Linked DNA regions of Homo sapiens: region 2 is linked to region 1. A link is a loop called in an ENCODE intact Hi-C map of the cell type or tissue named here. Cell type or tissue: psoas muscle. All regions are shown on one strand. Links, peaks and the distances in the headings refer to the core of each region. The heading gives the core; the rest is flanking DNA. Region 1 overlaps LINC02161 (long intergenic non-protein coding RNA 2161). Region 2 overlaps MEF2C-AS1 (MEF2C antisense RNA 1).

Region 1 (4,405 bases), core at 93-4,092:
TGTTTATTTCTTCATTTACCTGTCATATTTGTCCGTTTTTTTTTTAAAGAGTGCAAACCATGCACACTTACAGAAACATAATTCTTTAAGAACACCTCCTTTCCTAACAAGGCAAATCCATGTCTGGGGGTTACAAGGAAACTGAAAGTCACAGCAGCCATAGGACAGACACTGGCCATCTATTTTGATGTTACAATAGCTACAGTGGAGTTTAAGCTTTTCATGTTTGCCCAGAGTTAAAAGCAGAAATCAAGACAAGTTCAAGAAGGGAAGAAAATTATATACTGTATCACCATATGATATTTTGCTCCCTGACTCCAACCCCCTCAACCCTAGATTGAGTCTGGCGAAGGTAATCATTGTGAAGTTAAAGATTTAGAGAGAGAGAGAGAGGTGGAGAAATAGAGGGGTTGAAGATAAGTCAACAAGAATATTTTTCTTGTCAGCAGTAAAATGTATTTATGAATGCTTCATTGCCATTCTGATGGTGATAGAAGGAGGATTGCAGAAGTCACAATAATGACATAACTAAAGGAGCAAATTCAGTTTTCCCTCATTTCAGTAAATATCCCTCATTCATTTTATCCATCAGTTCTAGGAAAGCTCTCTTTTCAGAGCATTTGTTCTCGGCTCAGTGAAGCTGTACAGGTGGTACTGCCTCAGCAGGAAACTGTCTTCTTGCTGAGGGACCGCCAATTATTTGTAGTGAAACTAAAACAGAGGAATAAATATTACATGTTGATGGATGCTTGTCAGGAAAGGGAGTGAGGTACTTTCAATGGGGCTTGTCAGACACAAAAACCTTCAGCAAATCTGCATTTTCAATGGCAAAGTGGCTAGAATTTTCCAGCTGCTTCACTGGTGAACCTCAAGATTTATCTCATAAATTTAAATTATAGATGACATAGCACTGGAATGGAAATAGATGACACCTTTAAAAATAAATCTAGTGCAACATTTGGGAAAAGGAATCACACATTTAAAAGGGAAAAAAGAAAGTTCCAATGTGCCAAAACAGAGCTTTTATTTGTTGTCCTATTTACTATTCTCTGTCTAAAATTAGCATCTCTCTTACTTTTCCTCTTTAGTCCCCTGTACACGACATGCTGTGGAGGAGCTAAGAAAGTTTTGTGCAATTCAAGGAGTAAGCTGGGTTGCAACTATAACAAAAAGCTTGCCAAGGTTGGGAGCCAAACTGGCAAGGTTTTCTGTTGTGTCAGCGTTTAAGTATTATTGCAATGTTATCGTATCACTGAAGAAAGGGGAACATAGAAACAGCAGAGCCAAATGCTAAGGAACATTTGAAGGAAAGCGTGTACCTAGCTTCAATAGAGAGTTTGACTGTATTAGACGGGGCTTAACTTTAATAGGAACCAGTCAATTCAACTTTAATTTGATCATATGAAATAGTGTTTTTAAAAATTTATTCCAGCAGATCTTGATTCCAGCAGTCTTTCCAAATCAGATGATGGTGAAGAATAATAAAGAATATAGGTCTGAAAACCGGCAACATCAGATCAAGACTTGCTTGCATTATAAGCAAATTTCCACTGGCCAGAGCAGGGAGAATAATTTTCTCCTGGAGGGAAATTTGAGAGCAATAAATTTGAGGATTTTCCCCCTTTCATGATGTTATTCACATGTCCAGGTAAAAGTCAATTAAAATTTGGAACATTTGTCATAAGAAACCACAATAGAACTCATGATTTGAGCAACAATTAAACCAAAATCGTAAGAGTCAATTGAGAAAAACACACAAATGAGAGCACCAGCTAGAAGCAAAATGAGTTAAATCCAAGCCATAACCTGTTATTAACATAAAAATGTTTATTGAGGGGGGAACAAGTGTAGCAACATTTTGATCATCCCTTGCAAGATATTATGAATGTCAGGCTGCACTAGATTAGAAGCTTTTATTTCTATTTTTATTTTTTAGCACTACGTAAAAAGCAGAAGAAACACACAGAAAAAAAAGAGCTCTTCCTGAGATAACTTTTCTCACCACCATTGATCATTTCTGTTCTTCTTTTCAGGTCAGGCATGGAAGTACTCATGTTTGGCTCAGAGGTTGTTAAAATTGAAGTGGTTAATTTAAGAGCTTTGCTCAGGTTCACTATTTGCCTCACTTGATTTCTAATTGCTTGTAGTTAGAAGGAGTCAAATATATTCTCACCTAGTGATCAGTTTTGGTTTTCAAGTGACACTCTGCATGTGGAGCTCAGAAAAACCAAACACCTACAGGAATGTGTTGAAGAAACCAGATAGCAAGGCCGCCAAGTGACTCAGACTCTGCTTCCATTCCCTAGGGTTTATCAACTTTGTTAATGGGGCATATGTGCTGAGAATTATATAACATTAAACATGGGGAACATTTCCTGGAAAAAATTTCCATTCTTCCTCAAAGCCAATGCATTGAGAGGTCTAGTGTCCAGGTAAAACACCACCCTCTAGTGTACATCTCTAAATAATATTGCTGTGACTCCTCTGATGATAATGGTTATGACAGTTGAGAATATTAAAACAAGTATTACAATGAGGATCATCTTCTATTAATATGCAGAATGGAGCACATGCAAAGACTAAATGCATAATGAGTGATCAAAATAATTGTTGATTTTCACTCAAAATGAAGCAAATTGTTGACTAAATGAAATAATTCAACACTGACTTAAAAAAAGACAAAGCTCATTAGTTTTAGGAGTATTTATTGAGTATATAGTGTGGGATATATGTTGTTCTACGACTGAACAAAGACAATAGTCATTTACGCTGAAAAATGGAAGAAAACTATTCTAAGAGGCGAATGCAGGATACATGAGGGATCCCCACGACGCCTGTTTTTTGGAAAATAATATAAATTGCTGGGATCAAGGTGATATTTGATTACCTAAAGAACACTAAAATGTGATAACAGAAACATAAAAATGTTTCTTGGAAATCCTCAATGTAATTGCCAAATAAAGTGTAAATTCTCCTGTTCCATAAGGAGAAAAACTAATGGACACATGTCTAGATTAAAAGCTTTTTTTGATGTCATATAGCCAGATTCCAAGTGAATCAAAGGAGTAGATGGAACAGCTGAAAGTATTCTACACCTGGCACGAAGAGTGTTGAAAAATCCTATAAAGACATTTTTGTCATTGCTCCTTCTCTCTTTGTACAGAGCTCAAAGAAATTTAACTCTTTTGTCAAAAATATCTGCAGCTCCTTTCTACACTCATGAATCTCTCAGAAAAATTTTTTTTCTTAATCATTTCTGATCTAAACTGTTGGATGTAGAATTGGCCTCTGCATAAAAGTGTGAAGTATTTAAGTGGTAAAATTCTGCCCATAGAACACACAGTGTAACAAATTCATACATATTTTCTCAAATAATATTTTCAAAATGCATTACTGAAATTCCTTCTTTGGTATTTTCCAATGGAATCAGAAAAAGTTTAGGATTTCCATCTACCAAAAAAATCATTGCTCATCAATGTAATCTTTTAGCTATCAGCAAGTTATTTACACTTTTGCTATGAGCGAATCTTTTCTCATATACCCACAATGGTGATCTAACTGCTTCAAAACATTTTTGGAAGTAGTTGGAATTTAATTAAATACTTATGTATGTATGCATGTATGCACTCTAAGTTTTCATGTGTACATATAGTAAACATCAGCTAAATACAATGTACTTAGGTTTAAAAAAAATCCCCTAAAGGAAAAAGATAGTAAAATTGCCCTAGAATTTGTCTTATTTTTACAGCTAAGAAAGAAATCCAATTCATTAACACCCTGACTCTGATTCTAACTAGGTATAGGAGTTGAGAAAAATAACTTTTCTTCAAAGATCACAGATTCCCAGTTCATATAATGTGTAGTAGGATGGAATAATGGCACAAGTCCCTCTACATGGTAATAGTCTATGACTAGTAAGTCTTAGTAGTTTGGCTCTCTAATTAATATTAAAATATAATATTATATTATTTGGGGAAATTTTAGATTAACATTGATTATAATCAATGCCAAAAAAAAATCAGAAAGAAAGACCTTTAAATAATTCCGTCTAGTGCTGGTGCCTTCCTCTCTTGGTCTAATGCTGTGTAAGCACAGCAGTTAGCAGGGCAAGATGAGAAATGAGGCTGCCTGGATTGGAATCCCAACTCTAATATTACTAGTTACTTGGCCTTAGTTACTTAACTTCTCTGTGCCTTATATTTCTTACCAGTAATGAGGGCATAAAAATAGCACGTCTTCTGCTTTGTAAGGTTGTTTTGAGGATCAAGTGAAATTAACATATAAAGCTTTTAGCACAGTTTACATAAATCGGTAATTCAACAAGTTTTTTTTACTATTAGTAATATTCTAACAAAGAATAAAGAAAACAATGACAAGAGGAAAAACACTCCAATTTTTATTTTAA
Region 2 (4,405 bases), core at 201-4,200, 270 kb before region 1:
GGCCAACTGCAAGCCAAGAAGTGAGTGTTCACCAGAACCTGACTATGCTGTCACCCTGTTCCTGAACTTTCAGCATTCAGAACTGTGAGAAATTAAGTTTCTGTCATTCAAGCCAGTCAGTCTATGATATTTTGTTATGGCAGACCAAACTGACTAAGACTCAGTCATTGATACTTTTTTTCCCCTAATTTGTGGTATTTATAGTTGTACCATCTTATTATCATCTCATTCAAGATCGTGAAACTTGTGAAAGAATTAAAACAGAATCCTACTCTTCAAAAGGTTTGAATAGAAATAAGTAATAAGTGATTAAAATAGAATTTAGGCTTGTGAACTAATAAAAAAAAGTAATAAAAATCATAAAACAGAGAAAGAAAGGAATGAAGGATAAAAGAAATAGAGTCCTTTGGAATCATAAAATGTCTTGCAAACGTCATCAAGTAGAATAGATTAGCAACAATACCAATTGAAATGGATTGACCTCTTACTACATTCTAGGCACCTTCACTTTCCAAAGCTTTTTCATTTATCCTCAAATAACCTTCTGAGGAAGGTGAAATACCATTTCTACCCTCATTCTATAAGGTAAAAATAAAGCCCAGGGAGGTAAAATGAAACTTTCCCAATATTACAGTGAAATAGCAATTCCAATGCAAGCCTATGAAAGAGCTAGGACTATACTTTAAAGCATTCATATGCTCCATAAGATTTACCTCAGTAAAAACTATTTTCTCCTTATTTTTTACTTATATATAAAGCTACACCCACATAAAATACTTTTTATTAGCATTTACTTACTACTTCTCAATCTTAAAACGGAGGCAAATGTATATGAAATGTCTAGGACAAGGTTTAAATTTTAAACTTTTAAGAATATGTTCCTGAAATGTTCACCATTTAGCTAAACTCTAGTTACTTTTCTATCTTCACACAAACCCGCAACGAAGATCTAGTATCTTGATCAATCCAAGTGAAAGGAAAAACTTTTATTTTTCAATGTGTCTCTCTTATTTCCTAATTGCAATTAAAAAATTGTCTATCTAAGTTTAGTTGTGACTTTCAAACTTGGATTTTAAAATAGAAAAGGGAACTATAACACTCTTCCTAGTGTTAAGTCTGACAGTTTAGGTGTGTTGTCATTAGTGGAGTAAGTAAACAAACTCTGACTTTATCTAGCCCAGGTTGTTTTACACCTAACTGATTTTATTAATGAGATCTTGTTCAGCCCCTCCAGTGTGTTGGCTAGAACACTGAGCTGGATGGCCTGTGTTTTATTTAGATCAGCACATTTTGTGGCTATGGGATGGTTAACACACTTCCTTGGGGTTCTGGGTGGTGGAAGCAAGTAAAATTTTACTAGGTGGCCTTAGAGGGAACCCGTGGTTTTATACTACTTCCAGGAGAGGAAGAGCAACAGGGAGCGACTTGATCCTGCTGGAGACATTGTCCAAGGGTGCGTTAACAGGAAAGGATGTCCAGGACAGAGCTGGCCAATTCTGCTAGAGGCCAGCTGACATTCATGTGGTTTATCTAGATCATCCCTATGAATGTCACTGAGGAAACAGTGTTTAACTTCTTAAAATATCTCCTACAAAACTAAAAGGAAATTGCACCAAGTATGGCATCTGGGAGTGAGGTACACAGCTGCCAAAGACAGGAAATCTAAAGTAAAGCTGCCTCCCCCAACCATTAGATTCCTTTAAAAATAATTCAGATTCTATGATAATCTAAATGAATACAGTCAGAGAGATTCTGAATTTCATTGTTTTCTAAGCAGTCTAAGCTAATGTGTCTCAGATTTTCCATTGGTGGTTGGTGTGATGATGCAAATAGAAGGAACAGGTTGGTGATTTGTATTAAAAAAAGACGTAGAACAACTTCCAATTGGTTACAATTTACAGTTGGCCAAGGAGTAAACACAACTTCTAGACTTGCCAGCCTTCTCAAATTGGCCATTTTTATCTCTCTTCCTGCGCTAGTTGCTCAAAGCCATATCCAAAAGTACCCTGACACAAAACCACTGAAGGGTGTGGTCTCTGCTTGTCCTGGGCAATGAACAGGGAAGCTATTTATGTCTAGGGCATCTCTATTCAGTGACTCATGTTTCGACTGGAAAATTGGCCACAGCTTTCTAGCAGCTCTTTCCTGCCAGCTCTCCTGGCATGCTACCCAATGCTTCCACTGCCCCACCCTCTCTCTCCTTGCCCAGTCTGCTTTTATATTCCTGAAGCCCCCACTTAATAATAGTCATTGTTCCATGTTAACCTTGAGGATCTGGGAGAAAGGACAATGAAGGGCATAGCTGTATGCTGTAATGAGCATTTGGCGCTATAGCAGGTGGAAAAGGCTTTGGGGATCTGGGCAGATTAGGAGGAGAGGGGGCTCTAGCAGATGTTGAAGCAAGATGATGTATTGCTGCTCACTCTGGGATTCAGACAATACCAGTGCAAAAGTAGAATAGGGAAAAGGGGAAAAAATTGATCCCTTCTGAAACAAACTGCACTAGAAACCAGACACACTTGAAAGTGAGCATTTAAGAGACAAATTTGTTGCCAGGCCCTGGGTTTTCTCCTGCCTTTTCTTTCTCTCTCTCTCTGTCTCTCTCTTTCTCTCTCACTTTCTCTTTTCTGATAGCATATCAATTGCCAAATTGTCCTTTTAATTAGATTGTTAACTACATCCAGGGCTGGACATATTTCCTATCAGTTTAAGGTTCTTATTAATATGACTTTTTTGCACCAAAAAAAAAATAGCAGTGGATGGATCAAGAATTTCATTTTCATTTTAGCCTTATCTGAGAACCAGGAAGCCATGTTAAGCAAAGGCAAATGCCATTTAAATGATGATTAGTTCACCATTTGAAGAAATATATATTTAAAGCTGTCCTTTTGCACTGAGCTAGGCAATTAAATAACAAAAATGTTGACATTAACAAATGCTTCATTCACTTTATAAAGAATAATACAAATAAACCTTAATCTTAATAGGTTTGTGATATTTTCAGTTCTGATTTTTAATATTTATTGCAATATGTTTTGTAAAATTCTAAAAATAAAGATAGATGAATTACCTACTGTAAGATATGGTTTGCACAATTATTCATATATATGCATTCACACACATGTATATAATACATTCTGGGTGTGGAATGAAAGCCAAAATCCAAGTATTCATCAAATGTAGACAAAAAAAAATCACAATCCTTAAATGTTGATAACACTGAAAACAATTGTGGACAAACATATTTCAGAGAGTGGTATATATGAAGGTTTGGATTGTCAAAAATTAGTCCTAGGAATTTTAGCTTCCCTTTTCCTCAGCACTCAATACATTTACTCTACCACATCAATTTGAATAAAAACAGGAACAAAATCTATTGATATTTCACCCATAAGAAAGACATTAGAAGCTAGAGATTGTAACCTATAACTTTTATCTACTTGGCTACATTGTCTATGACTAGATTTACTTAGAGACCATCTTTATGATAGGAAAAAATGATAGAGCAAATAGAGAAATAATGATGAGAAGAATTTTCCTCTTTCTAGTAACAGTTAATTGACTAGAAAGCCTGTTTGTGCTCATCATATATTATTTAGATTTTATTTAAACAGTAGCAGTTAAGTCGAGTACTACTATTTACATTGTCATAAATCTGATTTGAATAAAGTTTCATAGATTTTGTGTCTGCACTGCCATATCTACAAAGCAGTAAAAGGCACTAGCTGGGTAGGTAGTTATCAAGAATGACAAATATCCTAAAGTTGTTAAATCTCCCATTCTGAGGAGTTGAAGTGGGAAATGGAGAGATTATTCAACTCTATCAACATCTGATACAGTAATTTGACTTACTTAATCATTATGTCTCATCTTCCATTATTAATTTAAACAATTTTGGAATTTATGTATTCACGAATCAGACTTGTGTGATAGTAAATACGCATTAAAAATAGTATTTTGTGGAATATTTCAGAACTTGTACTTTTTACCATTTGTTCTTAGGCAGGTAGAATCAAGTAGTTCACTAAGGCTTGAATAATAGAGGGTAAACCTCCTAGTTCTAAGATGTCTGATATCTGCTCTGTAAAAAAATAAAATAAAATCACCCAAATTTCACTACAATAAAACAAGAGCCATTTTATTATGCTCAAACAATCCATGGGTCAGAACAAGGCAGAGTGGATATGGCTTATTCTATTATCATGCTCTATGTCTGCAGCATTAATTGAGGAAACTCAAATGATGGAGATTACCAGTGTTGCTGGGGTGTGGAATGAGCTAGAAGCTCGTTCATTCACATAAATGTTGCCTGGTTGGAATACCTCCAAATCTGAACTCAGCTTTGACTGTCAATGGAGTGCAGCTTGTGACCTCTCCATGTAGTTTGAGCCTTTCAAAAAATGAA

Evidence for each region. A loop is a pair of places that touch in the nucleus more often than their neighbours do. Peaks named below come from ENCODE experiments on the same cell type or tissue, not always from the same donor. Only the 100,000 strongest peaks of a DNase experiment are listed, where the experiment ranks them.
Region 2: a loop joins it to region 1, with 2.9 times the contacts of the local background. A loop is called at or near these places in 1 of 110 quality-filtered maps.

The regions. Positions count from the first base shown.
Region 1 is chr5:89,727,781-89,732,185 of GRCh38, forward strand. All of the region lies in intron 1 of LINC02161 (long intergenic non-protein coding RNA 2161), which reads left to right. Among named protein-coding and RNA genes, the nearest start is that of LINC02161, 150 kb to the left of the region's middle. In psoas muscle, for the core only: a CTCF peak has its summit at 2,453 (motif pointing left); no DNase peak of the experiment used is centred there; H3K4me3 peaks cover 991 bases; H3K27ac peaks cover 2,184 bases.
Region 2 is chr5:89,456,111-89,460,515 of GRCh38, forward strand. The region is part of intron 8 of MEF2C-AS1 (MEF2C antisense RNA 1); the gene reads left to right. Among named protein-coding and RNA genes, the nearest start is that of LINC02161, 120 kb to the right of the region's middle. In psoas muscle, for the core only: no CTCF peak of the experiment used is centred there; a DNase peak (open chromatin) is centred at 2,161; H3K4me3 peaks cover 566 bases; H3K27ac peaks cover 2,335 bases.